2 separate regions of the Mus musculus genome follow, and region 2 is linked to region 1. The links are chromatin loops, found by intact Hi-C in ENCODE. Cell type or tissue: heart. All regions are shown on one strand. Each heading gives the region's core, and the rest is flanking DNA. Links, peaks and the distances in the headings are about the cores only. Region 1 overlaps Disc1 (disrupted in schizophrenia 1). Region 2 holds the start of Gm30713 (a long non-coding RNA gene).

Region 1 (16,538 bases), core at 5,761-13,760:
GCAGCCAGGAAGCAGCCAGGAAGCAGCCAGGTCTAAACTGTGCTTCTCTCTTCCAAATCGCATCTAGCATCTCCTGTCCTGTTGGCTTTTGGAGTTGAGCACATAAAAATAAAACCACTCTGCAGAACTCAGCCAAGGGGAAGGAATTCTACAAGAAGCTTCCAGGCGCTGGGAGATCCAGCCACACACAGGCTGGCCCAACGGGGCTACTTAGGGCTTGTGGAGGGAGAGCAAGGAAAGGCCACTGCATTTGTCCATGGGTCTCCTTCTGTTTCCTTTCGTTTTATTTTGCTGGGTCTAATGTAGCCCAGGCTGGCCCAGAACTCTGTTTGTAGTTAAGGATGCCCTTGAACTCCCGATCCTCCTGCCTCTGCTCCCAGAATGCTGGGATTATAGGTGTGCCATACGAGAATCAAGCCCAGGGCTTCCTGTATGCAGGCCAGAACTCTGCCAGCTAAACAACATCCCTAACCCTATGTTTCCTTTCCCTTCTGTTTGGGTTTTTGTTTTTAAACCCCAAATTCAGACACCTTCCTCATGGAAGTGATTCCCTTAACGATGGTCTCACCTGGGACTTTAAATCCATGGAAACTACCAAGAACTCTGACAATGAACCATGAGCAAATGAGAAAGAACTCTGGCAACACCCCTTAGTGTGTGGAACCACCTACTGCCACGGTGGCTCACTGTGCTGAATGTGTGCTGCAAAGTCTTGTGTGTAGGAGACTCAGTCCTCCTGCAGCACGGTGGAGGTGGGGCTGCAGGAGTGACTGAGGAACGACACTTGAGGTTGTTCTCTGGCCTCCACATGCGTGCACACACACACATGCAGACACACATGAACAGACATGCTTACACATGCATGCACACACATATGCATGCACACATACATGCAGACACACACATATGCACACAATGCATGCACACACATGCATATATACATGCATACACACATGTACACACATATGCATATACACATATACATGCATACACACATGCACACAATGCATGCACATATACATGCACACACACATATGTGCACACACAATCCCAGGTTATCCACCTGAAGTGACATGAAAAGGCAGCTCAGAAAAGGGGGCTTGGGATGAAGTCTGCAGCCCTCTCTAAGATATCTGTGTCCCCACTGGGCTGCTTCACACAAGCAACACAAGGCTCAAGTATCCACCCCACAAGTCTAGATAGATGCTAACTCCCACAGGAACACTGTGGGCACTCACTCCCCTCCCCTCTCCATCACTTTATCATCTCAGTATCCTATAATGCAAAAGATAAAAACTATGATTCAGCTTTTCAAACTTCTGTGGTCCTGTCATAACAACAGAGGGCTGGACGCCGGGGGCCAAGATGTAGATCAAATGACTCCTCCCCCATGGGCACACAAGCCCCCCATGGGCACACAAGCTCCCCCATGGGCACACAAGCTCCCCCATGGGCACACAAGCTCCCCCATGGGCACACAAGCTCCCCCATGGGCACACAGCTCCCCCATGGGCACACAAGGCCCCCCGTGGGCACACAGCTCCCCTGTGGGCACACACGCTGCCCCATGGGCACACAGCTCCCCCATGGGCACACACGCTCCCCCGTGGGCACACAGCTCCCCCATGGGCACACAGCTCCCCCATGGGCACACACGCTCCCCCATGGGCACACAGCTCCCCCATGGGCACACAAGCTCCCCCATGGGCACACAGCTCCCCCATGGGCACACAGCTCCCCCGTGGGCACACAGCTCTCCCATGGGCACACAGATCCCCCATGGGCACACAGCTCTCCCATGGGCACACAGCTCCCCCATGGGCACACAGCTCCCCCATGGGCACAGAAGCTCCCCCATGGGCACACAGCTCCCCCATGGGCACACAAGCTCCCCCATGGGCACACACGCTCCCCCATGGGCACACAGATCCCCCGTGGGCACACAGCTCCCCCGTGGGCACACAGCTCCCCCATGGGCACACAGCTCCCCCACGGGCACACAGCTCCCCCGTGGGCACACAGCTCCCCCACGGGCACACAGCTCCCCCACGGGCACACAGCTCCCCCGTGGGCACACAGCTCCCCCATGGGCACACAGCTCCCCCACGGGCACACAGCTCCCCCGTGGGCACACAGCTCCCCCACGGGCACACAGCTCCCCCACGGGCACACAGCTCCCCCGTGGGCACACAGCTCCCCCGTGGGCACACAGCTCCCCCGTGGGCACACAGCTCCCCCGTGGGCACACAGCTCCCCCGTGGGCACACAGCTCCCCCACGGGCACACAGCTCCCCCGTGGGCACACAGCTCCCCCGTGGGCACACAGCTCCCCCGTGGGTACACAGCTCCCCCGTGGGTACACAGCTCCCCCACGGGCACACAGCTCCCCCGTGGGCACACAGCTCCCCCGTGGGCACACAGCTCCCCCGTGGGCACACAGCTCCCCCACGGGCACACAGCTCCCCCACGGGCACACAGCTCCCCCGTGGGCACACAGCTCTTCCACGGGCACACAGCTCCCCCATGGGCACACAGCTCCCCCATGGGCACACAGCTCCCCCATGTTTGCCTTTGGCCCCAGCAGAAGCTTTAGCATCAGAGAGCCCAGCTGTCGGTTGTTCATGTTTCAGTGGAAGAAGCTCGGAGGCAACACTTCTCTCTTAGTGCAGAGGTGAGTTTTGTTAAAAATGTCTGTGACAGCCAGCCTGTATCAACCAGCGTGCTAACCAGGCCTGGATGGATGGAAATGGATGCAGCGTGAACATCATCACAGATGCTCACTCCAGACCACCCACCTAGCCCTGGAAAGGTCAGGAAATCCGCCATGAGAAGGGAGGTCAAGGACAGAGGGTGCCTGTCCCCTCCATTCACACATCCCTGGCTAAAGTAACACCTCCCCTGACCTGGATGGAATCCTTACACAGAGACCTACCCAGCATCATATTGCCAGGTTTGTTCACAGAATGATAACACACCCACATCAAAACCAAGCGTGGTGGGGAATCCATGATGAGGAGACAGACAGGAGGATCCCTGGGGCTTTCTTAGCTGGCCAGACTGGCTGAATTGGGAAACTCTTAAATTCAGGTAAAAACTTAAGTGAGGACTGGCCTGGCTGTTAATCCCCTCGCACTTGAGAGGCAGAGGCAGGAAGATCTCTATGAGTTCAAGGCCAGCCTGGTCTATACATAGAAAGTGCCAGATCAGCCAGGGGGACACAGCAAGACCCTCTCTCTCTCCTTCCCCCCTCTCGCCACCCCTGTGCCTCACTCTTCCTCTCTTCCTCTCGCCCCTCCTCTGTCTCTCCGTCTCTCCCCTCCCCCTCTCTCCCATGTCTCTTCCCTCCCGTGTCTCTCTCCCTCTCCCCCCTCTCCCTTTCCCCTTCTCCCTCTCTCCTTCTCTCCCCCCACCCTGTCTCTGTCTCTCTCTGTGTCTCTCCCCCCCTCTCTCCTATGTCTCTCCCCTTTCTCTGTGCCTCTCTCCCTTTCTCCATCTCTCTCTCTCTCCTTCTGTCTCTCCTCCTCTCCCTCTCCCCCCTTCTCCCCCTTTCTCCTCTCCCTATGTCTCTCTTGTATCTCTTTCCCCCTCTCCCTCTCTCCTTCTCTCTCCCCTCCCCGTCTCTCTGTTTCTATCTTCCCCTTCCCATTCTCCTCCCCCTGCTTTCTCCCACCCCCCCTTCCCTAACCTCTGTCTTACTTCATCCTATCTCCTCCCTCCCCTGAAGATGAGGGCAGCATCAGGAGACCCTGAAAACCAAACACTCTAAGGTGGCAGGAAGCAGGACACAAAGCATGAAAAGGGAAACTTCCTTTAGTGGATGGGCAGATCAGGAGCTTCCGGTCACCCTCAGCTATGTAGTAAGTTCAAGGCCAGCCTGGGCTACGTGAAACCTTGCCCCAAAATAACAAGAGTCTGACACATTCATTAATACCAAGTTTTGAAACAGACAATGTTAGTTGTCTGTCATATATTACAGGAGAGATATCACAGGAACAACATCCTATTATTAAATGAAACCCAATGTTGTTATAATTATTTTTTAAATTTATTTAATTTAATTGGCTAGGATAATGAAAATGTCCCCATAGGAGACTCGCATTCAGCACGGCATAGATAGGACCATCAGCCGTAGACATCGAGGTCTCATCTCCCGGTCTGGTCTCTGCCTCCCCCAGATTATTTACACACTGTGAAGTCAATTTGTGATTTATCTTTCTGATGCTTAATAAAGGACGATTGCTAGCTTAAAAATAGAAATAAAAGGAGAGAAGGAAGGAAAGGAGGAAGAGAGGGAGGAAGGGAGGGAGGAAGGGAGGGAGGGAGGGAGGGAGGGAGGGAGGGAGGGAGGGAGGAAGGGAGAGGGAGGAAGGGAGAGGGAGGGAAAGGAGGGAGGAAGGGAGGAGGGAGGGAGGGAAGAAGGGGGGAGGGAGGGAAAGGAGGGAGGAAGGGAGGAGGGAGGGAGGGAGGGAAGAAGGGGGGAGGGAGGGAGGGAGGGAGGAAGGGAGGGAGGGAAGGAGAAAACCCTTCCCTTTCCCAGCCTTTTCAGAAGGAGGTGAAACACAAGATTATCTCCACCTAGCTGGAGACCCTGACAACAGACTGAGCCAATCAGCCTGAGGTTTGTAGCTCTCTGTACAGCCACAAAAGGTGGCCACTGAAAGCCACAGTGCCACCAAGGGCTCCTCCTGCCCTTCCCATCACCTGAAGCCTCCTATAGGACTGCTGTCTGTCAGATGAATGCTCCCCACAGGTCGCCCCTGGGTGCTATAGGGAGATGGTAGAACTTTGGGGTTACCCAATGGGTAGTCTTTAGCTCATTGGTGGTGTGCCCTTCAAGGTGACTAGTCTCGTACTGTATCTCCATGTCCTGGCTCACAGAATGAACCTGGTTCTCCTACATGGGTCCACCATGGCGTGCTGGCTATTCCAACACCATGGGCCACTGACCCCATGTGCTTAGGCAGAACATCACAGCAGCTGGATCACCCAGAGCCCAGGCTCTGAGCCCCGTGCCTGCTGATGCTCACCAAGGCATTGTGATGACTTCAGTTAAACCTGTTGACACCACACCGGTACCCTGATCCTCCCTCCAGCTAGAGTTCAGACAAACACCGGTACCCAGCCCCTCACAGCAGCCTGTCACACAGGGTCTTTCCCCTCCCCAGTGTGTCCCCAGGAGCCCTCAGCTGGTTCCCTGCAGATTTCCGTGAGATGCTGCAGTGGGTTCGCTACCCAGCCCGAAGCACGGAATGCCCCTGCCAGGGCTCTCTGGGACTCCTCTCTCTGGGGTCTGTCCTGTGCAGCCTTTGGAAGGCACAGATGCCAGCCAGTCGCTGACTACTGGAATGATCCCTTAACTCCTGAGTCCTTTCTGAATCCACAGGAGATCAAAGGCTGTGCTTGCCCAGATCTCCTTAAATGGTCATTCCACACTGGAGTGCTCCTCAGAACTTGACAGGGAAGACACAGTTTGTGAGATAAGCGTTGGGGTTGGCGCCCCTTCCACAGCCACATATGCAGGGAGTCAAGCCCACCTCATTGGTGTGTGTGTGTGGTGTATATGTGGTGGTGGTGGTGGGGTATATTGTGTGTGGTGTGTATGTGTGGCATGTGTGTGGTATGAATGCCTGTATGTGGTGTATATGGTGTGTGTATGGTGTGTGTGGTGTATATGTGGTGGTGGGGATACTGTGTGGGTGTGTATGTGTGGCATGTATGTGGTATGTGTGGTGTATGTATGTGAGTCAGTGTGGTGTGCATGTGTGTATGGTGTGTGTGTTGTAGTGTGTGTGGTGTGTATGTGTGGTGTGTATATAGCTGTGGGGGGGTGTGGTATATATGTGTGTATAGTGTGTGTATATATGTGTTGTGGTATATGTATGTGGTATGTGTGTGTGGTGTGTGCTGCATTGTGTGTAGTGTGTATGGTGTGTGTGGTGCATGTGGTGTATGTGGTGTGTACCTGTGTGTGGTGTGTGTGGTATGTATGTGTGGTGTGTGTGTGGCTGAGGTATGTGTGTATGGTATATATGTGTATATAGTGTGTGTGTATGTGTGTTGTGGTGTGTGTCTGTGGTGTGTGTGTATAGTGTGTGCCTGTGTGCTGTGTATGTGTGTGTGAGTGAGCACACAAGTGCACAAATGTCTAGATAAAAAGCCAAAGGACAGCCTCAGGAGTCATCCCGCAGACATCATCCGCAGACAGACGCTATCCACAGACAGACACCATCTGCAGACAGACGCCATCCACAGACACCATCCACCTTCTTTTTGAGTCAGAGTATCTTGTTAGCCTGGAACTCAGCCTCTTGACTATAAATCCCTAGAGGTTCCAATGCCTCAGCCTCCCTAGCACTGGGATCACAAGCATGCGCCACCTCTGTCTGTCTGTCTGTCTGTCTGTCCCTTTCTTTCTCCCTCCCTCTCTCCCTCACCCCCCCCCTTCCCTCTCTCCTTTTACACTGGTCTTCATGCTTGCATAGCAAGCACTGAACCGAGAGAGCAACCTCCCAACATCTGGCCATCTCTCTCCACGTGGATCTGTCACCTGAGGAAGAGGCAGAGGCTCCCGAGGTGAGCCACAGCGGGTCATCACGCCAGCAATGGGAAATCACATGCAGGAGATTATCTTACAACGGCAAGGGAAGTATTAAAAGAGAAAGCTCATGTCAAAGCCAATTTATTAAATAATTGCTTATCTTGGGGCGCAGGGAACCTACCTCTGAAACCTGCACTTATCTTGGAGGCAGGCTGCCTCCCCAACAGAAGTCTGTCAGAGGCAGAAGAGGGGGAGGGGAGCGGTTCCATACGGATTTTCTTCTCCTGCCACCCTAAGCATTGTCAAGACCCAGCTCCTGTCGTCTGGGGTGGTTTAAAATAAAACTTTTCTTAAGAACAGATGGAAAGAGGGACACACAGGCAACAGTGGGCAAACAACGGCAGAGTGTCAAACAGTGACGACGGGAAAAGGAACGGAAAACAGACAGCAAACACTGGAGCCTCCTCCGAGACAGCGACCCACCCGGCACAGCCTTTCTGGAATGAAGCCCTTCTCTGTGCACAGTCCCCTCGTTCTGTAGTCGGCTAGGAACTGGAAGTAGGGTCCCGAGATCAAGAGTGATGTGCAGCTGTGTCTGATATCAGAAGAGCTGGGAGTCACAGGAGCTCCCAAGCAAATGAAGAAAAACCACTGCAACAAGAACCCACAGCATGGACACTTAAGATAGAGGTGGTGTGTGTGTGTGTGTCTGTGTCTCTGTGTGTATCTGTGTGTGTATCTCTGTGTGTGTCTGTCTTTCTGTGTATGTCTGTGTGTAAGTTTGTGTGTGTCTCTCTGTATTTGTGTGTGACTGTGTGTCTCTGTGTGTTTGTGTGTGTGTTTGTGTGTATGTGTCTGAGTGTGTCTCTGTGTGTACGTCTCTGTGTGTGTTTGGATATCTGTGTGCATGTCTGTGTGTGTCTGTATGTGGCTCTGTGTGTATGTGTGTGTCTTATGTGTTGTGTGTATTATATATGTATGTCTATGTGTATGGTGTGTCTGTGTGTCTGTATGTGTGGTGTGTCTGTATGTCTGTATGTGTGGTGTGCCTATGTGTGTCTGTGTGTGTGTCCACGTGTCTCTAGGTGTGTATGTGTGTGCGAGTGTGTATGTGTATGGTGTCTGTGTGTGTAATGTACCTCTGTGTGTGTGTGGTGTCTATGTGTGTAATGTGTGTGTGTGGTGTGTGTGTTTAACAATAATGAAAGTCAATGCTGAAGGAGGTAAAATACCTGTATAATTCAATGCACTGAGGGGTCAAGTACAAAAGTAAACATGACAGCGTCTTTCTGAGAGATGGGTACTGATCCTTCTACTAAGAGCACCCGACTTTCCAAGTTGCAATACAACACTGACATCTACAAATATGTTGGGCAATGTTCATAGCCTTCCTGAGCTCACCCATGGGCTAACAGATCAATAACACCTGCTAGACAAAGACACCCCCATGCCTGGGCCAATGGCTACTTCATGAGTCTCTCAGTGAGCGAAGGCTCAGTTGCTATCCACACAGTTACCTGATACATGATCTAAAACAACCAGGGGGTCCCTGGTATCTGCTCAGGAATGCTTAGGGGCCAGATAGCTATGGAACCTATGGTCTTGGGTTACCAGGGTGGCAGGCAAAGGTGTCTATTGAATAGATGCCATTGGGTGACCTAAAACATTTGAGCATTGCTTGCCATCCCCATGACCCCAGATACCACACCACTACACACACACCACACACACACATACACATATCTTCACATACACACTGACAGACATGCACACATACACACATACATATATACACTACACCTTCACACACACACACACACACTGAAACACACATGAACACACACTAAAATACACATGCACACACACACACACACAGAAACATACCATATAACTAAGATAGAAAGGGGTCATCGTTGGTGCCGGCAGTGGAAGGATCTATGAGGAGGGAAGGAGCCCCATGTAGAGGGGGTGGCAGAGGGTCTGGAGTTTAGGAACTCACTTCTCTGCCCATCCTGGAGCTCAGCCAGTGGCACATGGCTGCCTTCAAAACGCTCTACTCCCCACGATGTGTGATGTGTGGCATCTTGAGTTTGAGTCTGTCCCATCTTAATCACAGCCACCTATACAGGGATCTTAGAACTCGGTGGGCCTGGGAGAACCCTCCCTGAAGCCCAGTGACAGACTGTGACAGTGGATTCTGAAGTCTCCTGTTCCCCTTCCAAAGACAGTCTAAGCCATGTTGGCAATGTGAGGGTTAATGGCCACAAAGACAAGTCTTTACTAAGCCACACCCACATTAGGTCACACCCCTACACTAAGCCACACCCACATTAAGCCACACCCCTATTCTCATTGCTGCCTCACCTGGATTCCTACTTCAATAGAAATGATCATCCTCTGGGAGGGCTTAAAAATCTTTGTTCCTAGGGCCAGCAGGATGGCTCACATGCATGTGCCATGTCACATGAACCCCTACATATATACACCCCCCCCCACACACACACACAGGTCAAATAAGTAACTTACTTTCTAAGAAAATCTAACAGCACTGTAGGAGAGGAAAACAGCCAGCCAGTGGGTCACACAACAACAACAACAACCATGAACTGCAGGGCTGAGTGCCTGAGACCCAGCGTCCTCAGCCTTTTACCAGGCTTGGAGATGAATTCCTCCTGCCCCACAGCTCTGCCAGCAGCCTAATTAATTAAAGCAATCAGTTTGGGGTTCCCCGCGGCTGGCACGGGAGCTTTGAGCTTCTCCTTGGTGCCTGGCTCATGCCTCTATTATTACCTTTTAAACGCAGCTCCAACCACTCACTGTACAGAGTCCTCTGTACAGGGAACCTCAAAGGCATCGACCCAAGTCTGTGCCGAACAGGAGCCGCAAAGGCATCTTCGTCAATCTTTCTTTAAATCTTCACTTCCTGCCACAAGGACAGGTCAATTGACGACCAACTAGACAAGTGGAAAAGCAATGTAAGGTTCTGAAAGAGGGTTTAAATAAAATATCCCTTGTCATCAAGCCTGTTAAGAAGATAGATGTCTCAAGGCAGGTGCGCAGAGGGTACAGGACCCGGCACAACCGCTCAGAGCCAAGAGCCAGGATGGAGAGGATGCTCAAAAGGCATGCAGCTGTGCTGATGTATCTGTTACTTTATTCTGTGTTTTACAAGAGAAAGATTGAGTCTCTCAAGGTGACAGACGAGCTCCCAGAATGCCCCTCTCTTGGAGTTTCTCTGTGACTGGCTCCCAGCAGCAGCGAGAGCCTCGGCTGGTGAGCTTCACCACAGCGCCCTCTTGTGGCCATAGTCCGGGTGGCGCTGCTCCTGATCCCTTCCTGAGAGTTCACTCCTGGCTCTAATTACAACTTATTTACAACCCTTCTCACTCCTGGTTTTAATCACAACTTAGTTACAATCCTTCACCCGGGTTACAAGGGGAGTCCAGTCCGTGCAGAGCACGGTAGCTCGGGTAGAGTTGTGTTTTCTTCCCTTTTTTTTTTCTTTGTAGTTTCCTACCATCCTTCTTCCTGCCTCTTCTTCTAAGATCTGGCTGAGAAGCCAGCAGCCAGGTCAGACTTCCCATCCTCTAAGATGGCATCTCCCTCCAGTGGCCCACATCTTGAGAAGATCCTGTATATAACTTCGGGACAAAGGGACCACTGGCCCAGAGCTGCCCCTCACCCGTAGAGGTTCTGTGCACTGTTTGTAAAAGAGAGACTGGATCACAAGGGGAGGTGCCTGAGGAACGCAGAGCTGTGAGGAGGAAGCAGAAATTCAGTGTGTGTGGCCTGCAGGGCTAGGCAGGCATGCCAAGCTGTGTACTGCTATGCCAACACAAGTATATATTAGGTGAAAAGATAACTTTCTCTTGAAAGATTCATCATCCTTAGTAGTATTACTCTTTTAAGACATCCCAGTGCTCACTGGACTAAAGATTCTTGGTCTGGGCAGTGGTGGTGTACACCTTTGATCCCAGCACTCAGGAGGCAGGGAATCTCTGTGAGTTTGAGTCCAGCCTGACCTACGTAACAAGCTCTAGGACAGTCAAGACTACGGAGAAAGACCCTGCCTCAAAAGGAAGTTATAACCGGACAAAGACTTGATCGACCCCCTTCTGTGTGAGTCTCTGGGATCTTTTCGCTCTGTCAGCTTCCCTTACACGGTGATAGAGACACAAGCCAGTGTGGAGACGGTAACTGGCCTGTATGCTCAGGGTGCTCAGGGGTCTTTCCAGACATGAAGACTGAGAGTAGTAAATATGCTTCAGAGGCAGACAAGGAGTGTCACACAGACTCAGTTCTGGGAAAGCTTACTGGGCACATACACAGAATGTTACTCAGGCATTCCCTCCGGGCTGGAGAGCCAGCCCAGCAGAGAAGAGCACCTACTGCTCTTGCAGAAGACATGAGTTCTGTTCTCAGTATCCGGATCAGGAAGCTCACAACCACCTATAATTCTAGCTCCAGGGTTTCTGATGCCCCCTTCTGGCTTCCATGATACCTGAACTCACGTGCTGGAGAACTCATTCATTCTCTCTCTCTCTCTCTCTCTCTCTCTCTCTCTCTCTCACACACACACACACACACACACACACTCTTAAACTTAAGATAAATCTTTTTTAAATTTCCTCTTACAAGGAGCAGGGAAACTCGTGAAACCTACAGGACTCCCAGGCTCCTTCTCAAGGCTGTATCATCAACCAACAACTGCCCACTAGAGGAGACTCATCAGTCTATGAGGAACTGCAGAAGTGCAGCTTCTGAGAGTCCTCGCCCACGACAGGGTGGGAATTCTTCAGCCCCTCAGTCTCTGTGCCCCATGCATGTAACCCTGATAGACTCACTGGCTCACCAGACTGGACTTGCATGGAACTGTCTGGGGGACCTGGGCCCTCTCTGGGTTAATAGACATTCTCTAGCCTCAAGTTCTTCTCTGGCACAGGGCCTCACAGGTGTCTCTCTCAGTTTCAGTGATGGTCCCAGGGACATGGGTAGACACAGGACTGGCTCTGCTCTATCCCCACACATGGCGTTGTCCCCAACTAGATACACTGAAAAACTTCCAGAAGAGACTAGTTCAGACCAAGATCCCAATCCTAATGGTCAAATTTTTATCAATGGACTAACTATAAATAACAATAATAATTATTTCAAACCTGAAAAAAAAAGAAGTTTGGTTGTTTTCACCAAAATATAATATGGAGCTGGGCCAGCAAGAGGCTCGGCAGATAAAGGGGCTTGCTGACAAGCTGGATCACCTGAGTTTCATCCCTGAAACACAAGTGGCAGAAGGAGAGAACCTGCTCCTACAGGCTGTTCTCTGAGCACACATGCACTATGGCACGTGTGTGCACATGGGAAAGAAACAGATAACTAGAAAGAGCACAGAGCTAAGCTCAGTTGTACCCCGTGTTCAGCCCACCACACTCAAGGCCCTGAGCTCAATGTCCGCTGACACATACAGAAGAGAAAGAATTCACACCTGAGGAGAGAGGGGGATTTAATCAGATTTAAGTATTCCACTCGTGGTGGGACACCACATGGTACTCTGCAAATGTGTGATATCTTCATGCTTTTATGATCAGTGGAAAAAAATAAATTTAAATTTGAGAAATAAAATATCTGTCTTAGAATATTTATAATACTGCTTTGTTTTACAGAATAAACCACGGGTGCAGAAGGAGAGACCAGATACCATGTTCTAACCATGTTTATGCAATAAGCCCTTTGCCCACTGAGATATCTCCCAGCCTAATGTGTATAGCATGTAATTTAAAAAAATACACTATTGCCTTTGCCCGTGTCCTCAGCCCTGGGGCTGCCACCCTTGCTCTGGCCCCTCTCCGTTTTTGTTTTTGTTTTTTTTTTCTTGTTCCTCCCAGGTTAGCTCCACCTAGCCTCCATCATCCACATGGTCTCTCTCTCTCTCTCTCTCTCTCTCTCTCTCTCTCTCTCTCTCTCCCTCCACCTTTGCTCCATGGATGAAAAACACTCAGACAGCTTTATTACTTTAGAATTTGCCTGTTAACACAATTGCTGAGCACAGAATCTCCTGCCCTAAACTTATTGACTAGCTTCCTTCAACCTCCTTTGCTATGAGCTGGTGGTGGAAGCCACCTGGTTCTACCTTCCCCAAGATCTTGCATGATTCTTTTGTGCGTCTCCTTCCAAAGCCTGGCCAGAAACCGCCTTCTCTTTCCCTGCATCTCTTTTTCCTCCTGGGACCAGGAAGGACCTGTCCCTTCCACCCAGCAATTGGCTCCCGACCTCCTTTATCAACTAAGTCAAGAATCAATTAGGGAACCAGAGTTTAGTATCAGCACCTCTCCCTATGAGACAGAGAGAGAGAGAGAGAGAGAGAGAGAGAGAGAGAGAGAGAGAGAGTTTTGATACAGGGTCTCATTATATAGCTCACGCTAGCCTGGAACTCAAGATCCTCTTATGTCTCCCATGGACTCAGCATTCTAATCTGGCCATGCAGCCATGGAGGCAACTTCTGCCTGAGGACCTAATTGAAGACTGTCTGAGAGCCTAAAGATTGGTGATGCAGACAATGACAGCCAATCGGGAACTGCCACTTGGAAGACATGCTTGCTTGGGACCAGTGGGATGCAGTGGAGGATATAAAGGGTGCTCCCCAAGAATTAATAACTAAGTTCACTGTGTTCTCGCCTGCTCCCCCATCTGAGCCATTGATTTCAAGCCTTCTCACCCGCTGCCCCCAAGACAGTTGCCGGGCAGGACAGCAGGACTCATGCCATCTACACTACATCTCGGGGCAGCAGACAGAGTCTGGCTGCTTAGTCCTCTTACCCTTCTGAAGATGGGGACCAAAAGACTCATTACAAAGAACAGATGGAATGGCAAAGACCCCAGCGCTGGAAAGACACAGCGATCTGCCTCCTGACAGCTTTATGATTCAATCTCCCCAAAGGATCTGCAAGAGACCCTACCATCTTATTAAAAATCAGGGTCCGAATTTATCTGAGTTTGACATGAAACTATATTTTCATTAAAAAGTTTTATAAACCGTGTCAATCATAATGGAATTCTTATTAGTCTGGTGGTTTTTGGCAATGAGCCTGTAGACCCCGAGGGGACTTCGGTATGAACTTTGTACGTACTGTGATGACGGGACACTCTTTCATCACTAATGATGTATTTGTCTTTTACTACCCACTAATCAAGTGGCTGTTTGTCTTATATACCCCTCACTAAGTAGACTGACAACCTCTATCATGCACTACCCACACGCCCACTGCAGATGGGAAACCGGCACATGCTAGCAATCAACCATCAGTATGCGCACGGGCGTGTCTCACTCATAGGCCTCAGTTTCCCCACAATGGACCACTAATGTGGGACACGGGCTAAATGATATTTATATAGTACTCAGAGCGTTTCTGTTGGGGAAGGGCTTTGGTGAGTGACAGGAACATCACCATCCTATGTCACAAATCACATTAAGACTATTACAGCCATGACTTAGCAAATCTGTCTACTGGGCTGATATATTTCCAAAAGCAACATGTCTGTCCAAATGTTCGCTGGGTCCCTGGAGGCTCTGAGGAAGCCAGAGAGGACCTACTGGGGAGCTGTTCTTTGAGCAGGGAGGACCTGCTAAGGCGCTGTTCTTTGGGCTTGCCTATGGCAACATTTGTAGAAAGAGAAGAAAGTTAAGCTGAAGACTTTCTTTAGAAACGATTTCACTCAAAGGCAAAGGCAATGGATGCGGCTCGGAATTCTTTTCAGATGTGTGGCCCATGAAGCATCTGATACGTGGTCAGGCATTGCCTGCTGGACTCTTGGGTGTAGACGCCCCTGGCTCCAGATAGAAGCAGCTGCCTTGGTTTGGAAAGACAGAACCCAGGTCAAAGAGCAAAGCAGCGAGGGATTGCAGGTAGGAGACAGCCTCCTTCAGAGCAAAGAAACACAGACAAGGGATGAGAGGGGTGGGGATATGTAGCAGCGATAAGTCTAAATGAGTACAGTGTCCTCGTTGGGCAAAATTATAGCGGCACGAAGCAATGAGAGACAGAAACTGAACCTTTGTTTTCTTAAAGTCTTCCTGAAGGACCTTCCCCCTCCTGTCAGCTCAACTTTGGAGAGTTTCTGGAAGCGTCCCTCTTCTCTGACACAGTCTTCTCTTGCTCTGGTGCCATGCCAAATGTGTCTTTGGCTGTCAAAGTCTTTAATTCTTTTCAAGTACTAGAAAATTCTCTGGGATGCCAGACTCTTTCAGAAGACTTCTGCTGTGAGACCCAGAACTATGAAAAGTCCAGCAAGAGCATTTCTCAAAAGCCTTTCACCCACCTGCCGCACAGGCCCATCTACTTCTAACAGTGAGGAATCACCCCTACACTCGGCCTGGGAGAGGTCAGATACTCAGGCAAGGTCCAATAACTCTCCCTACTCCCTCCTTCCAGGAGGACTGTCAACAGTCACACACAGCCACATCTGGTCTCGTGGGGATAAAGGACTGGCAAAGAAGACAGAGCTTGCAACAGTCTCTGGTTCCATTCACCATGGGGTGAGCAGTCCTGCTCCACCGTGCCCCTTTGCTGTGATGCCACGGTGCACAGGCACAGAAGCAATGGTGTCTGCTGACGTGGGCTGAACCCTCTGAAACCGGGAACAAAAGACATCCTCTCCTTCCCAGCTAGTCGAATATTTTGTTGTAGCGATGAAAAGCAGCTCATTTACCACCTACATTATTTAAATTCTCAGCATCACCCAAACAACTCGTAGGTGCTCATGGGATATCCACCACAGGCCATACCTCCGCTGTAAGGAAAGCAAGATCCAGCAGCAAATGACGTGCCAGTGATACTCAGACAAAACCCGTCCATCATGGTACCCAGATGGTGGTAGCTGTCCACATAGCTTTGAGTTCCATAAATGACAGAAGTCTAGGAAATCAAATGCAAGAATTTTAAAACAAATTAAAAGTGGGAATGTGCCGGGACAGATGGATTTGGTGTCAGGGGCTCTGCTTTCATTTTGAAGGCAAGGATGTGCTTGAAGTTTGTTCCTCACCCATGGAGACACAGGAGTCTCCGACCCTCTGTCTTATTTAATCTTATTGTCAACGCCATCATGTAGAGAGATGCCTAGAGCGGTTAGTACACTGCACCCTGGCTATGAGGGCCTTTCCAGAGCATGAGAACTCGGTGGTTTAATCCACCCACGGTTTGGAAATCTAAATAGATGCTTGGCAGATGGAGGGGCTGTGCAGGAGTGTGGAAGGCAGGGCCTGTGGAGGAAGTCCGTCACTAGGGGGTGTGGCTCTGGCTCCTGCTCATTTTCTCTGCTTCCCAGATACACAATGTGGACCCCTATGCTTCATATCCTTCCACCACAATATTTTGCCTCCCCACAGGCCCAGAGACAAAGGAACCAGATTGTGCGCAGTCTGACGTTTCTGAAACCCTAAGCCAAAATAAACTCTCGCCCTTTGAACTTGTTTCTCTCAGGTATTTGTCAGGGAGATGGGAAGTCTGACACAAAACCCAAGAATATGAGAGGAAAGTCCCCATTCTCCAGCCACTGCAGCAAAGACTTATGGGTTTCTCAGGTTTCCAACCTTCAAGCATGATCTTGAGCAGGGATGTGGGACAGCATGAACTCAGTATACTCTGCTGGGCTGCTGGAGCCAGAAGAGCATCTTAGTAAATGCAACGCAAGATTGACAACTGTAGATTTCAAATAGTGGTCATCCCACCGCATCATGATTGACATTCCAGCAACACAGAGATGCAGGGTGGGTGAAAGAGAGAGTGAGTCACTCTGGTGTTCCTCTCCTCTTCTCCACCGCAGGGAGTTCCTGCCCTGCCTTATTCTGCACATCATAGGGCTATCTGGTTTCAATGTTCTGGGTCAGATGAACACACAATCCAGCCCAGAGCTCAGAGATTTCCATATACATGGAGCAGTTCATCTCCCATCCCACAGTTGGTCACTCAGCTTGATAAATATTTGTGCGAGTCTATATTCCCTGAAG
Region 2 (16,538 bases), core at 3,234-11,233, 200 kb before region 1:
GGGTTTATTCGGCTTACACTTCCATACTGCTGTTCATCACCAAGGAAGTCAGGACTGGAACTCAAACAGGTCAGGAAGCAGGAGCTGATGCCGAGGTCATGGAGGGATGTTACTTACTGGCTTGCTTCTCCTGGCTTGCTCAGCCTGCTCTCCTATAGAACCCAAGACTACCAGCCCAGAGATGGTCCTACCCACAATTGATCACTAATTGAGAAAATGCCTTACAGTTGTATCTCATGGAGGCATTTCCTCAACTGAAGCTCCTTTCTCTGTGATAACACCAGCTGTGTCAAGTTGACACAAAACTAGCCAGTACAGAGCCTTTTTTTTGGAAGTGGTCCCTGAGGGCAGATCTTGGAATTTACAGCCCAGCCCTGCTTCCTGCCCCTCTCTGCTTCCTCCAACCAAAGCCACAAGCTGTTCTTGCCACAGAACCTTCCCTACCAAGCAAGACTGTTTTCCCTTTAACCAAAATGAATATATCTTCCCTCAAGCTGCTTTATCCAGATCTTATGACAAAGATGAGAAAAGCAGCCAACCCATGGGTGAAAGTGTCCAGGCTGATGCTCAGAGGAGTCCAGGCCCTACCTAAAGGAATGGAATTTCAGTGTGCAATGCAGGAAGTGAGCTCATCTCCCTGAAACCAACATTAAAGCCATGAGCTTCTTCCCCAGCCCTGTAGCAAGCAACCCCCGAGGTCTCTACCCTATACTTGCGAAGTGTTAATTTCCTGGTAGCTAATGTCCTTGGAAGGGCACCCTGCAGAGGTCACAGACCACAGCAGTGGCTGCCTCAGTCCAAGGTCTCCTCCTGATGAGGATCTTCGTCTGTAGTCAAGTCCACCAAGAAGCCAAACGTCTTCCCACCTGAGTAAAAACCTCTCATCGCCTCTGATTGTTATTCAGAGTGGTGTCTCTGCCCACATTCCAAATGACCTTCAGAGTAGGGATTTGTTTCTGGCTCTTTCTTGGGGGTCGGTCCACTAAACCGCTGCTGAGGGCAGCTCAGATGGGTAAGAGTTCTTAAAGGCACAGGTGCAAAAGTGCAGGGACCCATGCCAAAGGTCCTGGTATCATTGCCACCCAGACTTCATGTCCATTATGCCCTCTGTAGGTTACAAAGCCCTGAACAGAGCAGCCCTCCACCCTCTAGAACCATTTCCTAGCTTTCAGGATGTAGTCTCTCTCTGCTAGGTACGTCTTGCAGGGAATTTAATTGGATGAGAGCTGGCCACCTGATCAAGAACGAGCCAATCAGATGTTTCCCCTGAGAAGTAAGCTGAAGAAAGCTGTGTACCCACCAAGAATAAGTGGGGAAGTTGGGGGTTGTCCTTTGACTTGAGTTTTAAGAGCTGACTTGCGGAGGAAGTTAATCTTCACAGAAAGAGACGGAAGCCTCAAACAGAGAGGTAAGAGATCGGAAGGGACCACGGACGACATGTAAGACCCTGCATGCAGGGGCCCTTGCGACAACCCAGCTACATTTATTTCTCCCAAGCTCATTGCTCCCTCCTACAACTAAGACACTGCTCCCCCATTCTGCCTAAGGACAGAAACCTTGCTGTTTTAAGCAAAAGGAAATGACAGTTTCACCCATCTCCTCTTGTGCTAATCCAAAAATCTTGATGGATACATGCCGCTGCTTTCATTTTGTAAATAATTAAAAACAAAAACAAATAAAACAAACAAAAATCCCCAAGGTCCAGAAATGTTTATGAAACCTCTTCTGAACTCATACAGCTTTGCTGTTTCAGGCTAAGGTGGAAATGAGATTCCATAATCCCAGACTCATCAACAGCAGTCTGCCCTGCTGTGTCCTCAAAAGCACAACCCGACAGCCAGGCAGAGTTGGCTGGAACAGAATGCCTTTGAGAATAGTGCAATTAAAAAAAAAAATCCCTTCACGTGTGCATCCCTGTCAGCCCTGTTTCCAAAATGTTCTCTCTAGCCCCCACTGCTTAGACCTTAATTCGTCAGCTCAGCTGCAGATGGTGTCATCCACTGGGGTCCTGCTAGTTATTAACTAGCATCAGCATCCTCACTGGGGACGGGCTCCAGCTGATGTCATCCATCCATCCAGTGCTGCTTCCTACCCCCGCCCTCCCCGCCCCACCCCAGGCAGCATCTTCTGCCAGACACCAAAGATGCAGGCTTCTCGTGTGCCTAGATGGAGCCAGAAGGCCTTGGTACTGTATCCCAGGGGAAGGATGCTATAGGGATTTGCCAACAAAGGACTAAATCTACCTGGGAATGGCTCTCTTTCTTGAGCCTGCATCAGGCCCTACTATGCTGAGAACAGCAGTGGTAGCATCCTTGGTGACAGTCACAGAGCAGCCTCACAGTAATTAAAGAGAAGCACTGGGGACAGGTGGCAATGCCTGACTCCGCAGACGAGGCCGTTAGAAGGAGCTTGGCTGTTCCCAAGTATTCTCTCCCTTTCGTCCTGCATTCTCTCTGGGGATCTGGCTCCGGGCCCAGGCAGGGACTGGCAGCCTTGCTATTTTGGGCCCTTCCTGGCCAGCAATTAGTACTGGGATGGCTGAGCCCAGGAAGAGGAAAATCCGGATTTTTATATGAATGTTTCCTTTTTACTGAACTCTGTGTGGAAAAAAGCAAGAATTAATTAGGACTATTCAAACAGGGATGATTTTGTTAAAAGGAAGTAAACAGGGGCCAGCAAGATGGCAGGAAAAGGCACCCGCCTGCCACCAAGTCCGATGACCTGAGTTCACGCCTTAGACCCAGATGGTAGAAGGAGAGAACTGACTCTCACAAGTTGTCCTCTGACCTCTACACATGCTGTGGCATATGTCTGACCACACATGCGCGCACACATGCATACACACAAACACTACTATTTTTTTAAATGGAAGTAAACAGGAATCGCTGTGTGATGTGTATCTTCTGTCTTCCACCAGCCCCTGGTCCTCCTAGAACACCCCCACACCATCCTTACTGATAGCCACATATCAGCCACACACAACGAGAGGCAGCCCCTGAGTGACATGGGGCCATATACTTCAGCTCTGTGAGATCTTAAGCTAGCAGAAATAACAGTGGTAGAAATTACATCCCTCCCTTAAAAATGGGTTGCAGGGATAGACAGGTCTATAACCAGAGAGCTTGTGTCATGTGACTGAGACCCATTGGGTCCACTGCCTCTAAACCATGTGCCCAGATCCACAACACGACAGCTCTCCTTGTTTTGAACACAACCTCAAATGTTTCTGTAGTCATATGGTTGAGTGCGTCTGGACAACTGGCTACTGTCCATAAAGAGCCAGCTTTTTATCCTCCAGCTTTATCCAAAAGGGGTGGAGAGTCGGTGCCAGAACACAGCCTCAGCTGACAGTCTCTATATCTGGCAGGAAGCCTGAGTTAGGACTATCATTCACACTCGCACTTGAAGCGAGGAGGTCAGTCACAATGCAGATGACATACAAGAAGCTTGACAAGGAATGTCAGAGTCATTCTGAACCAAGTGCAGAAAGGCCAGGCAGGGGCCAGAGCGTCCTCCAAGATTCCCCACAGGGCTCTTCCTGTGGAACGCTGCTCTGTCTCTGAGGATCAGACACACTCTTGATACCTCGTGTTTCATTAATTTTCCTGAAGGAAACAAACATGTCTCCCCAAGATAGTGTGGAAACAGAGCAAAGGAGTGATACCTGCAGAGTCCACCGTGGTGAACCCATGGCTTATTGAACTCACTTATAGGAGAACGAGTAAGCCCCAAACCGCAGCAGTGTAGGAGTCTCTCTGGCATGAATAACGACTTCCTCATAGCTGCATGGATGGCATCCCTCCCCGATTCTCAGTTACCCTCCCTCACTCTGTAACCTCCAGCACCTCCCAAGACCTCGGGCAGCCAGGCTGGAATGACACACAGCTAGGAAAGAACACAGGAGGGACTGGATGAAATCTCAACTAAGGGTTTAATAACCCTCCCCGGCCCCTCCTTCAATGAGAAAAAGGTCAGCAGGTCAAATCTTGAGGGTCTCTTGAGAGTAGTCACAGCTGCCCTGATGAAGGTGGTAATGGCTGCCACAATAGGGAGACAACATTCCACAGCCTGTCTTCAAACATCCTTAGAAAAATGGTGGCACGTGCCTGTTGCACGTGCCTGTCCTCTCGGTAGCTCATGTGATCATCATTCAAATCATAGATGCACTCAGCTGTGACACAGGAGACAAGAGTGGAAGGCAGCCAGGAGGCTAGAGGAGAAACGGTAGCAGAGAGGCAGGTTGGGCTCTGGCTCTACGGTGCCATGTGTTTCACATGTACATAAACCAGACTCTGCTAGTATATTCCATGGGTTTTCCTGAGGCTGGGCTTCAATGGTGCACTGGCTGGTTTTGTGTGTCAACTTGACACAAGCTGGAGTTATCGAAGAGAAAGGAGCCTCCCTTGAGGAAATGCCTCCATGAGATCCAGCTGTAAGGCATTTTCTCAGTGATCAAGGGTGGGAGAGCCCAGCCCATTGTGGGTGGTGCTATCCCTGGGCTGGTAGTCCTGGGTTCTATAAGAAAGCAAGCTGAGCAAGTCAGGGGAAGCAAGCCAGTTAAGTAAAATCCCTCCATGGCCTCTGCATCAGCTCTTGTTTTCTGACTTGCTTGAGTTCCAGTCCTGACTTCCTTTAGTGATGAACAGCAATGTGAAATTGTAAGCTGAATAAACCCTTTCCTCCCCAACTTGCTTCTTGGTCATGATAGAAACCCTGACTAAGACAAATGGGCAAAGCAAACTAGAGCATGCAGATGGTGTAGAGGAAGACCTGTGTAAATATGGCTGTAGTCTTCAAGACTATACCTGGAGCTGGGACATGGCTTAAGATGCAAAGCGCTTGCCACGCAAACATGAGGGTCCAAATTCACACAAACAGCCAGGCACTGTAACACTGCAGAGTGTTACTGGAGACAGGAGCAAGGTTCATGATCAGTGAGAAACTCTGCCTCAAGGAAATAAGGTGACGAGTGATTGAGGAAGACATGGATTGTCAACCCCTGGCCTCCATATGCATACACACACCCACATTCTCTCATATACACACTTACACACACAGACACTCACACGTGCACACACTAACACACATACAAATTCTCAAGCACTCACATACAGGCACATATTACACACATACATGCACACGCATATACATTCTCACACACACACATACATACACATTCACACACATACACATTATCACACAAAGACACGCACACACATAATCACACACACTCGGACACATACACTCACACTCATACACACTCACACACATACACATGTGTCCAAGGACAACTTTCACAAAATCGAATCCTATTCTCAACCATCTACACTTATCTGCTTCCAGATTCTATTTTTGAAGTGTGCACAGCATTACCCCCGAAGTACCAATAGGTTAAGCTCTCGTCTCCTGAGTGTGGGAGAAAGTACAGGGGAGAATGTTTCAGGCACACCCCAATGAACAACCCATGCTCCCACCAGTGCCCACTGGCTTCTCATTTCTCTCTCCCCAGGCACCTGGCTGGGAGGGAGGAGCAAACTGGAGCCAAGAAGGCAAAAGCACAACAGAACCCCTTCCAGGGGACGGGGTGGGGGGATGGGGGGTGGGGGTGGAGGCAGACACATCCTCAGGGGCAGACAGGACCTCTGCTGAACTTCTGCTAACTGGTTGCAGAGTTTGATCTGTGGGATTTGTTTTGCCCATTTCTCTTGCCCTGCCCCACCCCACCCTACCCCACCCCTACCAAAAAACAGACAGGGCACAGGTACCTCGGGACTGAGAGTATAAGCTGAGTGTTCTCTACACTTGACAGGGGCACCACCACTCCTCATCTGTGTCCTTCCAGCCTAACTCAAGGACAATGTTACACAGGAGCTACTGCTAACCGGGGCTTCCCGTGGGGTTAGTCGCCACTTCCCATTCCCAGTTCACAACACAGACAGTCATCACAGGCTGTGACATGCCATAGTCATGTGCTAACCTTAATCTTAAGTGTCAACTTAATTGGATTTGGAATCTCCATGGAAGCATGGTGTGTCTGTGAAGTTTTCAGTGAGGTTAAACGGAGGAGGAAAGACCCACCCTGAATGTGGGAAGCACTGTCCCACAAGCTGGGGTCCTAGACTAAATAAAAAAGAGAAAGCAAGTTGAGTACCAACATATTCTCTCTCATTCATCCCCTCTCTCCTTCTCTTCTCCCCACTCCGCTCTTCCCCCCTCCCTCTCTCCACCCCACCTCTGCTCCTCACCCCAGCTCCAGATTACTGTACCATAGTTTTTTTTTCTTTTTCTTGCAAGATTGTGCCTCTTCTGGCTACACTAGAAGCCCCTCCTAGACACAGGGGTGTTTCAGTATAGAGGGGGAAAGAGGGGAGAGGGAGGGAGGGAGAGGGGGAGAGAGAGAGAGAGAGAGAGAGAGAGAGAGAGCAAGCAGCCTTTGCAGAGAAGAGATATTTATAACCCAAGAACTCCCTTTTGGGGACCCCTATGCCCCCAAAAGAACTCCAGGCAGCAGGCTCATCTGTTCAGGCGTTTATAATAGAATGTAGCGCTTTGATTAGTTCTAGAATGGTCTGATTGTTCCCAGCGACACGAACATCTTGGTAAATATCATAGCCGATGTAGAAAGCACAAACGCCACAGTGTGTGTACCCAGGGACTTTGTGAGGTCAGCATAGGTCCCTGCCAATTCAGAGGACCAGGACAAGCCATGTGTTCTGATAAAGCACGAGAGCCATGTCAGTGGGACTGGGCCTTCTTCCTCTGGCCTTCCTTCTCTGGAGCAGGCACCTCCCTTGTATGGAGTCTGTTCAGTCCCTTGCCTGTGGGTGGAGGTGCCAATCATGCTCCTCCCACCCCTGCCTGCTGGGGAGCAGGGACCTCCCACAGCATCTGCTAAACAGTTGGCCAAATCTCTCAGCCCCTCCTTCTGCCACGGGCTGGCTGGGCCAGGGCTTTGCCCCAACTGAGCGCCTGTAATGTGTGTGCTGACTTGCAGAGGCAAGCTCTAGGAGACCAATGGGAAATAGCCAGAAAGGAAAGGGGGTAAAAGAGGACTGTCTGTCATGGTGCAGAAACTGGGAGTTGTGAAATACAAAGGGGACAGGAGGGCTGGGAGAAGCATGTGCCAAGGATCTTTGGTCATAACTGTGCCAACTGTGTGGGAGCAGAGAGAGCAGGCAGGAGTTGGGGGAGGAGCTGCCCATAGAGAGACCGTGTTAGTAATGATAGGAGGGCATACACACAAAGTGCTATTAGAGAGTCTGCACCCGACCATGGCAAACAGACCCCTCATGAGCTTCCTTATAGAGAGCAACAGAAAGGAAAGTGGAAGTCCAAACCATGTCCCCCAATGGGCACCGAGGATGCCAAGGAAGCCATGGTGGGTTTCAGGGACTGGCAGGAAACTAGGGCACCCAGCACAGACATGGAGAAGGAAGGCCAAGGAAGGGGCAGGTGTCCTGCTAGCCTACAAGTTCCTTAGAGCCAACTCCTAAGTCCTAGGCAAACTGAAAGCCGTGTCTGAGAAGAACTTGAAGGCAAGACGTAGTACTCAGAAGGCTTCTCAACTCTGAGGATAGAGCTGTACCCACTCAGCATGCATGAAGGTGTGGGCCAAGAAGACATGTGTTCTCCATGCCCATGGCCATAGTGGTGACCCTGGAGCCCAGAGCCTAGTGTTGGCTCATTAGACCACACAGAGCCAGTTAAATCAAACCAATGGACCTCCATCCAGGGCCCTGACATTCATGACACGCCCAAGATTAGGTCTAGGAGCTATGCAGGTTCATAAGGCTACCGGGCATGTCATCTGCCACCAGCTGCCAGACAGGAGCAGGCCTGCTGTCCTTTTCTAACAAGAACAGCCTGACTTATCTTGCATAAGGCCTGATTGGGCAGAGGGCAGGGTTTTAATGCCCTTCTGTGGGCACGGCAAGCACATTGGAAGCAAAGCCCTTCTCTGGTTCATCTTGGCTCAAGATCAAAGTGAAACATCAATCTTTCTACCTCACCCTCCAAGGCCTGAGGTCCAAGGCTGTTGCTCATCCTCTCTTCGGTAGTTGGAGTCCTGAGTCCTAACAACAAGCCCTGGTGGACAAACATGTCTGTGGCATCAAGCAAAGAGTGAGTAGCAGGGGGGAGGGCTGACATCAAAGGTCCTCCCCAGAACTTTGCAAGGCAAAGAGGAAAGAAGATGGATCCATCAGACCTCAGGCAGATGTCAGGAACATGAGAGATCTGCCTGGTCTCCATGCCAGGTCTCTATGCCTGATATCCATGTTAGGTCTGCATGTCAGGTCTGCATGTCAGGTCTCCATGCCTGGTCTGCATGTATGGTCTCCATGTCATGTTTGCATGTCAGGTCTGCATGTCTGGCCTGCATGTCCGGACTCCATGCCAGGTCTGCATGCCTGGTCTCCATGTCTTGTCTCCATGCCAGGTCTGCATGTCAGGTCTCCATGCCTGGTCTCCATGTCTTGTCTCCATGCCAGGTCTGCATGTCAGGTCTCCATGCCTGGTCTCCATGACAGGGTTGTATGCACGGTCTGGATGCCAGGTCTCCATGTCTGGTCTCCATGCCTGATCTGCATGCCAGTTCTCCATGCCAGGTCTGCATGTCAGGTCTCCATGTCTGGTCTCCATGCCTGATCTGCATGCCTGGTCTCCATGTCAGGTCTCCATGTCTGGTCTCTATGTCTGGTCTCCATGTCTGGTCTCCATGCCAGGCCTCCATGACTGGTTTGCATACCTGGCCTCCATGCCTGGTCTCCATGTCAGGTCTCCATGTCTGGTCTCTATGTCTGGTCTCCATGTCAGGTCTCCATGTCTGGTCTCCATGTCTGGTCTCCATGCCAGGTCTCCATGCCAGGCCTCCATGACTGGTTTGCATACCTGGCCTCCATGCCTAGTCTCCAGACCAGGTCTCTATGACTGGTTTGCATGCCTGGTCTCCATGCCTAGTCTCCAGACCAGGTCTCTATGACTGGTTTGCATGCCTGGTCTCCATGCCTAGTCTCCAGACCAGGTCAGTCTTTGCTTTGTTTGACTTGGGTTGAGATTTCTGTTGCAAGGTCTTGAAGATCTCGTGAAGAATCTTCCCACTGTCCCCCAAAGCTCTGTAACGTTAGCCTCCTCATCCTCTCTCAACAGCCCAGGTGACAGCATTTTATTTGTTTATTTATTTTGAGCTGTGTGAACCTCAGCAGGCACACGTGCAAATATGTCAGGCTTCGTACATCATTTGCATCTCAATGTCCCAAAGCTACAATCATCCAGCCTTGTGTGAAAAAAATAAGAATTTGCAGAAATCTGGGCTCATTCTAAACCCTGATGAATTTCACCTAACTACAGAGGTTTCCTGATGAGGCTTTAGAGAAAACCTGCTGGAATCCATTCAACTCTGAGAAGATGCCGGAAGGGAAGGCAACGAAATGCTGACATTCTCCTTAGCCATAGTTTAGGAATTACAAGAGGTGCCCCTCACGCACAGCAATTCTCTCTGCTTTAGGTGATTTTTATCTTTGCTGTGCACACTCACCCTTTCGGTGTCCACTGTGTGGGATGTGGGCTTGGAACATTCTAGAGAATTCGGTGAGTGAACACCAGGTCCATTCCTGAAGATCCATTCTGCTCCTGAAAATACTGCAACTCATCTAAGAGGCAAGTCTCTTCCCTGAGAATGAGGGAAGCTCAGGGGGAGCTGGGCACTGGGTCTCCTAACCTCAGATGCCTTAGCTCCTGCCATCTGCAGTGACCCCTGCAAACTTCCATACCATTCCCATCTCCTTAAGCACCAAATGCAGCTGTGGGACAGAAGAAAAAGCTGGGCACTGCTATAAGATGTGGGGGCAGTGTGGCGGGAGAGGGGGACACGGTGATTGCCAGTGGGACAGTGTGATGGACAGTAGGGCAGTGTGAAGGACAGTGGGCAGTGTGATGGACAGTGGGGCAGTGTCATGGACAGTGGGGCAGTGTGAAGGACAGTGGGACAGTGTGAAGGACAGTGGGACAGTGTGAAGGACAGTGGGGCAGTGTGATGGACAGTGAGGCAGTGTGATGGACAGTGTGATGGACAGTAGGGCAGTGTGAAGGACAGTGGGACAGTGTGATGAACAGTGGGGCAGTGTGAAGGACAGTGGGGCAGTGTGATGGGCAGTGGGACAGTGTGTTTGACAGTGGGGCAGTGTGATGGACAGTGGGGCAGTGTGATGGGCAGTGTGATGGACAGTGGGAACAGTATTCTGTCTTAGTTGCAGTTTCTATTGCTGTGGTAAAACACCACAACTGAAAGCGACTTGTGGAGGAAAGGGTCGTTTCAGTGTGTACTTGAGTGTAACTCAACCACTGAGGGAAGTCAGTGCAGGAACTCAAACATGGCAGGCACAGGGTTTCAGGAACTGAAGCAGAGGCCACAGAGGAGTACTGCTTACTGGCCTGTTCTCACAACTTGCTCAGGCCTCTCCTGAAGCACCCAGGACCACCAGCCCACCATGGCCCTGCCCCCAGTGAGCTGGGTCTTTTCCCCATCAACCATCCATCACGAAAATTTCCCATGGGCCAATGAGGTGGGACATTTTCTCAACTGAGTTTCTCTCTTCCCAAATGGCTCCAGCTTGTGTGAAACTGACAGAAAACTAGGCAGCACACAAGCCCAAAGCATTTTCAGCAAGCTCTGAAGGCAGGGTGACACTGTGATGCTCAGATGAACAGACTCTCAGCACTGTTTGCTGAGAAGGAACCCGAAGAGTCATGGTCGGTGCCTTTGTTTACAGAAACCCAGTCAAGCTCTGAGCTGGTGCTGCTCATCAAACAACTGCAGGTAAACAAACCCTGGCTCCCTCTGCTCTCAGCTTAGCCCACCTCCCACCTACTTGCTCTGTCAACAGAGATTTCGCAATCAGATTCTGCTGGGCTCTAGTGAAGGTCACCTGGAGGATGTCACAGCAGCAGAAGAGTTGACACAGCAGGAGAGAGAGCATGGGGCCAGGCAGGTCTTTTACTACAGCTGTCCCAGGACCATGGGCCCTAGAATAATTCCATCAATACCTTCCAAGGACAGGAGCTCCTCTGATGACCCACTCACTGACTGGGTGCTGTCTCTTGAAGAGCCTGTGACTTCTCACGTGGTCACACTGGGGCTTAGTGTCCCTTGCACAAGCCCCTGGGGAGAACTCAGACCACATCCTAATCCCCCACCCATACTCTCGCTTTCCCCAAGTAACCCAACCAAGTGGGACTTGGGTGGAGTCATCTTTGGTCTCCCAGTGCCTCTCTATACCAGGTCATATACAAGGCTCTGCAGAAAACCTCTCAGTACAGTTGAGGTAGTCACCCAATGAATGCAATGTTCGGTTACCACCCACCTAGGGGTCTCCTGGGGATTCCTAAAAGGGCAGATCCTGGTTTCCAATCTTAGACGTTCCTAAGTGAAGATTTCTGAGACTGTCTCACAGTGCTCTGCAGGGGAGACAACCCCCTCGCGTACCCCACACACCCCTACTTCTCTGTGCCCCACCTCACCCGCACTTCACTCCTCCCCACCCCTACCTCACCTTGCCCCACCCCTCACACACCCCACCCCATCCTACCCCTGCCTTAACAGTTCTGAGTAGTTGTTGCATACAAAGGATTGATACTCGGTGGACTTAGAACGTAATGAACTTGGAAAACCCATAGATGGGTGAATGTCAGAAACCATTCTCAAGCAATGTCCGATGGGGAATGAAGGGGCGTTGGGAAACCCCACATCCCACCCTTTCCTTCCGAGTCAGGCATGAATGAGAAGACTGAGGTTAGGAGTCCTTATTCTGGCCACTCAAACCGTTTGACAAGCTCACACACCTACCCTCTACCGAACAGCTGGGTGACATCTGTGAGTCAAGATGTTTCCAGCTGAGGAGCTCTCTGTGTGGACCCGGGTCCTTCTTGGGTCTCTCAGCACTTCAGCTTTCCTTAATAGGATGGATCACAGGGCCCCCAATGGAGGAGATAGAGAAAGTACCCAAGGAGCTAAAGGGGTCTGCAACCCTATAGGTTCAACAATATGAACTAACCAGTACCCCCCGGAGCTCGTGTCTCTAGCTGCATATGTATCAGAAGATGACCTAGTCGGCCATCAGTGGAAAGAGAGGCCCATTGGTCTTGCAAACCTTATATGCCTCAGTACAGGGGAACGCCAGGGCCAAGAAGTGGGAGGGGGAGGGGGGAAGGTTTGGGGGGACTTATGGGGTAGCATTGGAAATGTAAATGAAGAAAATATCTAATTAATAAAAATCCCCCACACACACAAAAACAATATTAAGTGCTTTTTCTATGTATGACTCCCCTCAATAATTAATAAAATGGGTTGATTGGGTTCTGTTAAACACAGGCAAGTCATAGAACAAGGATATACAGAAATATAATCTTATGTAATTTAAATTGTTTAGTTTAAATAAGACCTTTTTAATATATCTGTAATAAGGATAGCAGTTTGAAAACATAGCATGAATTTCTTCTAAAAAAATTATTTCCCTTCGTTTTTGTTTTGTTTTGTGTTTTGTGGGTGAGTCTGTGCATCATATACATGCAGTACCTGTAGAAGCCTGAAGAGGGCGTGGGACCCGTCGTAGGCCAGCTTCCACTAGGTGGGGGAAACTGAGGAGCCCTGTAGAGTCAGCAGATTTTTCCCTGAAGGAATAAAGCTTGATTTGTTGAGACGGACATCCCCTGTGCCTGGAGAGAGACTACTCTGAACTCTTTAAACTCTTTGGGGGCTGGCAAGAAGGGAAAAAAAAAGTGGAGGAAATCATACACGCACACTCACGTGCATGCATGTGCACGCACTGGCGTTGGCAGGCTCCAACAACTTCATTTTTTTCTCTTAGCCTTTTTATACCTCCTAAGACAGTTCTCTATGTAAGAAAAAGACTACCTCATACCCACAAGTTACATATTCTCTATAAAACAATCACTGCAAAACATATTCCTCAAAAAAAACAGAATAAAATCATTACACAAAAGGAAATTACAACAGGATCACTGATCAGGTGTTTAAACGCATACCTAACTAAATATTTCCCATTTATCTTTCTCTCCACAAGTTCGTTGTAACCCCAAGGCAATTATTCTTTTGTCATTGATTAACAAAGTTTAAGCAAGCCAGTCAATAACAGCAAGTTTCCCCCTACTATTTGTATTTACCAAGAAAGACACCGTTTATCTTATGTCTTATTGTTGAAGTCTTCTTTGGCTAAACTGGCTAATCATCTTTTCCCTGTTCTTACAGTCATCATAGAATTATTTACGCTTTGTTAATAAACCTGCCTTTCCGGGGTGCACACCGAGATCTGTGCCTGTGGCCACATCCAAGACCCAGGAACTCAGACCCAACCTAGAATGAAACGTTTTCTTTGATCATTAACTTGTCCCAGGACAATTGTGTGCTTGCAACACGTGAACGCTCGCTGTGCTCCTTTCTAACCTTGGCGGCCCTCGCTAACCTACAAGGAGGGGGCACGTTATAGTCTTGATTCCAACTTTCTGACAAAAACAACTTAAACCATCTCTTTAAACTTTGTCAACTGCTCCAACTTCCTAAACTATTTAAGTCAAGTCAGGAATTCTTTAAAATCCTTCATTCATCTGAGCGAGCTCATCTTCATGTTGGTCTGCAGGAGGAGTAATAGCAGCAGGCTATTGGCAGTGAGGGTCTCCCCACGTCCAATGGCACCATGCCAGATAAATGAGAAGTATAGCAAGGACAACAATGAGAAGGCACAGCAGTGGCAAAAAGCAATCCTGGGACAGAGGCCCTGGGGCTGTGCCTCTCCAAGGTACATCCATCACAGCTGTGCAAAACAGTGGTCCGTCTCCAGGAAGCTCACTTGCCCACTGCAGACAGCTTCTCCCGAATGGTGCCTGCCAGGATCCCCTGGATATGAAGTTACAGTTGGTTATTAGCTGCAGTGTGGGTGGTGGGAACTGAACCTGGGTCCTCTAGAAGAGCAGCCAGTGCCTAGATTTCTCTTTTCAACCTTAGTAAAAGCAGCAAATCCTTTAAAAATTTTTATCTTTAAAAAAGTGTGTGTATGTGTGTGTGTGTGTGTGTGTGTGTGTGTGTGTGTGTGTGTGTGTGTGTTTGGGGGCAGGTGGTATGTGTGTGTGGTGTGGGTGGTAGGTGTGTGTGTTGGGGGAGCAGGTGGTGTGTATGTGTGGTATAGGCAGTAGGTGTGTATGTATTGGGGGGCAGGTGGTATGTGTGTGTGAAATGTGGGCAGTAGGTGTGTGTGTGTGTGTGTGTGTGTGTTTGGGGGCAGGTGGGGTATGTGTGTGTGGTGTGTGTGTGTGTATGTGTTGGGGGCAGGTGGGGTGTGTGTGTGTGGTGTGTGTGTGTGTATGTGTGTGTATGTGTTGGGGGCAGGTGGTGTATATGTGTTTGTCTGTGTGACTCTGTGTGTGTGAGATGTGGGCGATAGGGGTGTGTGTGTTGGGGGCCAGGTGGGGTGTGTGTGTGTGTGTGTGTGTGTGTGTGTGTACACAAGCACACGAAAGTATGAGTATCCACAGTAACTAGAAAAAGGTGTCAGATTCCTTGGAGCTGAAGTTACAGGTGTTTGGGAACCGCCTGGTGTGGGCACTGGGATTTGAACTCAGGTCCTCTGATAGAGCAGTAATGAGCTGCTGAACATCTCTCCAACCACAGAAACAATACAGGTCTTACTGGGCTCTGCTGCCCACTGTGATTTCCATTCGCTTTCTATTGCTGCCTTTACTGCTTCTCTCAAAGGGATGGCTTGCACTCTTGGGCCACCTTCTCACCGTTTGCTGTCTTCTGGGATAGGTAGGAACTGTGCCACAGACCACAGACCACAGACCACAGACCTCCAATCTTGATCTAAATGCCTCTTGCTGCTGCCCCTGCCAAGATGTTGCAGGAATCTTTCCAGCCCTCAGTTGGGGCAGCATGGTGGGAGACCCAAACAAAGTGACTGATTCTAACAGAGGGTCACACAGTGCCTGCAGAAAGGTGGTATCCTTCACTGGCTGCTAGGACCCTTCCTGCCGTCATGTGACCGACACCAGAATGATCTGCAAATGTGGGGACAGGCTTATATCCTGAGGTTTCACCTGACTCCCAAGGACATCTGACACTTTCTATGAGGCATCAGAACAAATGCCTCAAGGGACAATAGAACAGCTACCTGTCATCTAGTCACGGGACCCACAGACCTAGGGATAACCACTACATGTCTCTACCTTCAGGGGTGTTTGTTACACAGCTAAGCTGTTGCAGTCCTCCTTCAGAGGTGTCAGTTGTACTAATCCAGGAGCTGAGTGACAGGCATGGAGCAGAGATTGCAGGGTCATCCACTGAGCTTTCTCAGTCCCTGTCCTAGAACAAAATAATTGTCTCTGGGGCACACTGCAGATGATGGGAACAGAGGAGAGGAGCTGGAGATTTTGGACAGATCTGAGGCTTAAAATCCCCACCCAGGGCCGTTATGGTCTTTCTAGGTCCACACCATAGCACCTGCTTGTCTCTTCCACTTGTACAGCACACACTTTTCTTGTGTATATCGCACCTTGTACATATGGTACTTGTGGGAAGGCGTCTCCAGTCTCCCTGTCAACGGACTCTGCAACTCCCCAGATATCTGACTTATGAAATTAACCATGGAACTTCCACTACCTATCAATGACCAGATCCTTTAGCAAAGCCATTGTTCCCAGAAATCACTACTGATGCTGACTGCATAGCTATTGTCTGGGCTCAAGTGGCTGGCCACTCACCTCTTCAGTAACTTTGACCGGGTAGGCTTTATTGTGACCCATGCATCTTACAGAACAATCCTTGCTCCCTGAGCACCCCATTTCCTCATCAGTTCATGCTAGTGGGTGGGAGTTCTTTTTTTTTTTTTTTTTTTTTTTTTTTTTTTTTTTTTTTATCAGAGAAACTGTCTGAGCTCACAAAGGTGAGGGCCACCTGAGCATGGCAAATCCACCATCTTTCCAGACTAACAGGAGCGAGCAACCCTGAGGAGCTGCTGTGTTCGATAGCTTGTGATCCCATACTCTGTGTCTGTGGGGTTTTAAAGTTCCCTTACGTTATGCAGAAAGCTGCTGGAAAGAGAGGGTATGACGTATGGAACTGGACTAACTCACCTGGCTGGTAACAGGCACTGTAGGCCGGCAGGTTTATTAACATAAATAAAACCTCATAGTGAAAAATAATTACATCCTCTACGGTGGCCCACCCTCTCATTCTCTTGGGCATTAAAAAAAATAATGGGAAGGTTAATACATTTCTCACATTTCCAAGCCTGTTATTATTTCTTGCTTACACACACCACACACATACACCACACACACACACACACACACACAAATTACATAAAAGCCATCACTCTGGATCTGGGAGTGGATGACATAGACCAGACTCGGATAAAAGCTCACCCGCAATAGAAAAGCAATCTGGCATCGCTGACAATATTGTCACAAAAATATTACATCTCATGAAGGGGATTTCTCAGAATTCAATAACAGCATGTTCAGCAGCTAAA

What was found. Peaks named below come from ENCODE experiments on the same cell type or tissue, not always from the same donor. Only the 100,000 strongest peaks of a DNase experiment are listed, where the experiment ranks them.
Region 2: it touches region 1 in a loop (2.5-fold over the local background); 1 of 42 quality-filtered maps calls a loop at or near these places.

Annotation. Positions count from the first base shown.
Region 1 is chr8:125,177,390-125,193,927 of GRCm38, reverse strand. The region is part of intron 9 of Disc1 (disrupted in schizophrenia 1); the gene reads right to left. Among named protein-coding and RNA genes, the nearest start is that of Disc1, 130 kb to the right of the region's middle. In heart, for the core only: no CTCF peak of the experiment used is centred there; a DNase peak (open chromatin) is centred at 9,797; H3K4me3 peaks cover 1,266 bases; H3K27ac peaks cover 4,023 bases.
Region 2 is chr8:125,376,217-125,392,754 of GRCm38, reverse strand. Gm30713 (a long non-coding RNA gene) reads right to left here and starts at 6,871. Exons shown (of 5, transcript XR_879356.2): 1 at 6,267-6,871; 2 at 5,978-6,120; 3 at 5,385-5,406; 4 at 4,806-4,944; 5 at 3,913-4,210. In heart, for the core only: no CTCF peak of the experiment used is centred there; DNase peaks (open chromatin) are centred at 3,294, 4,084, 6,834 and 7,744; H3K27ac peaks cover 4,327 bases.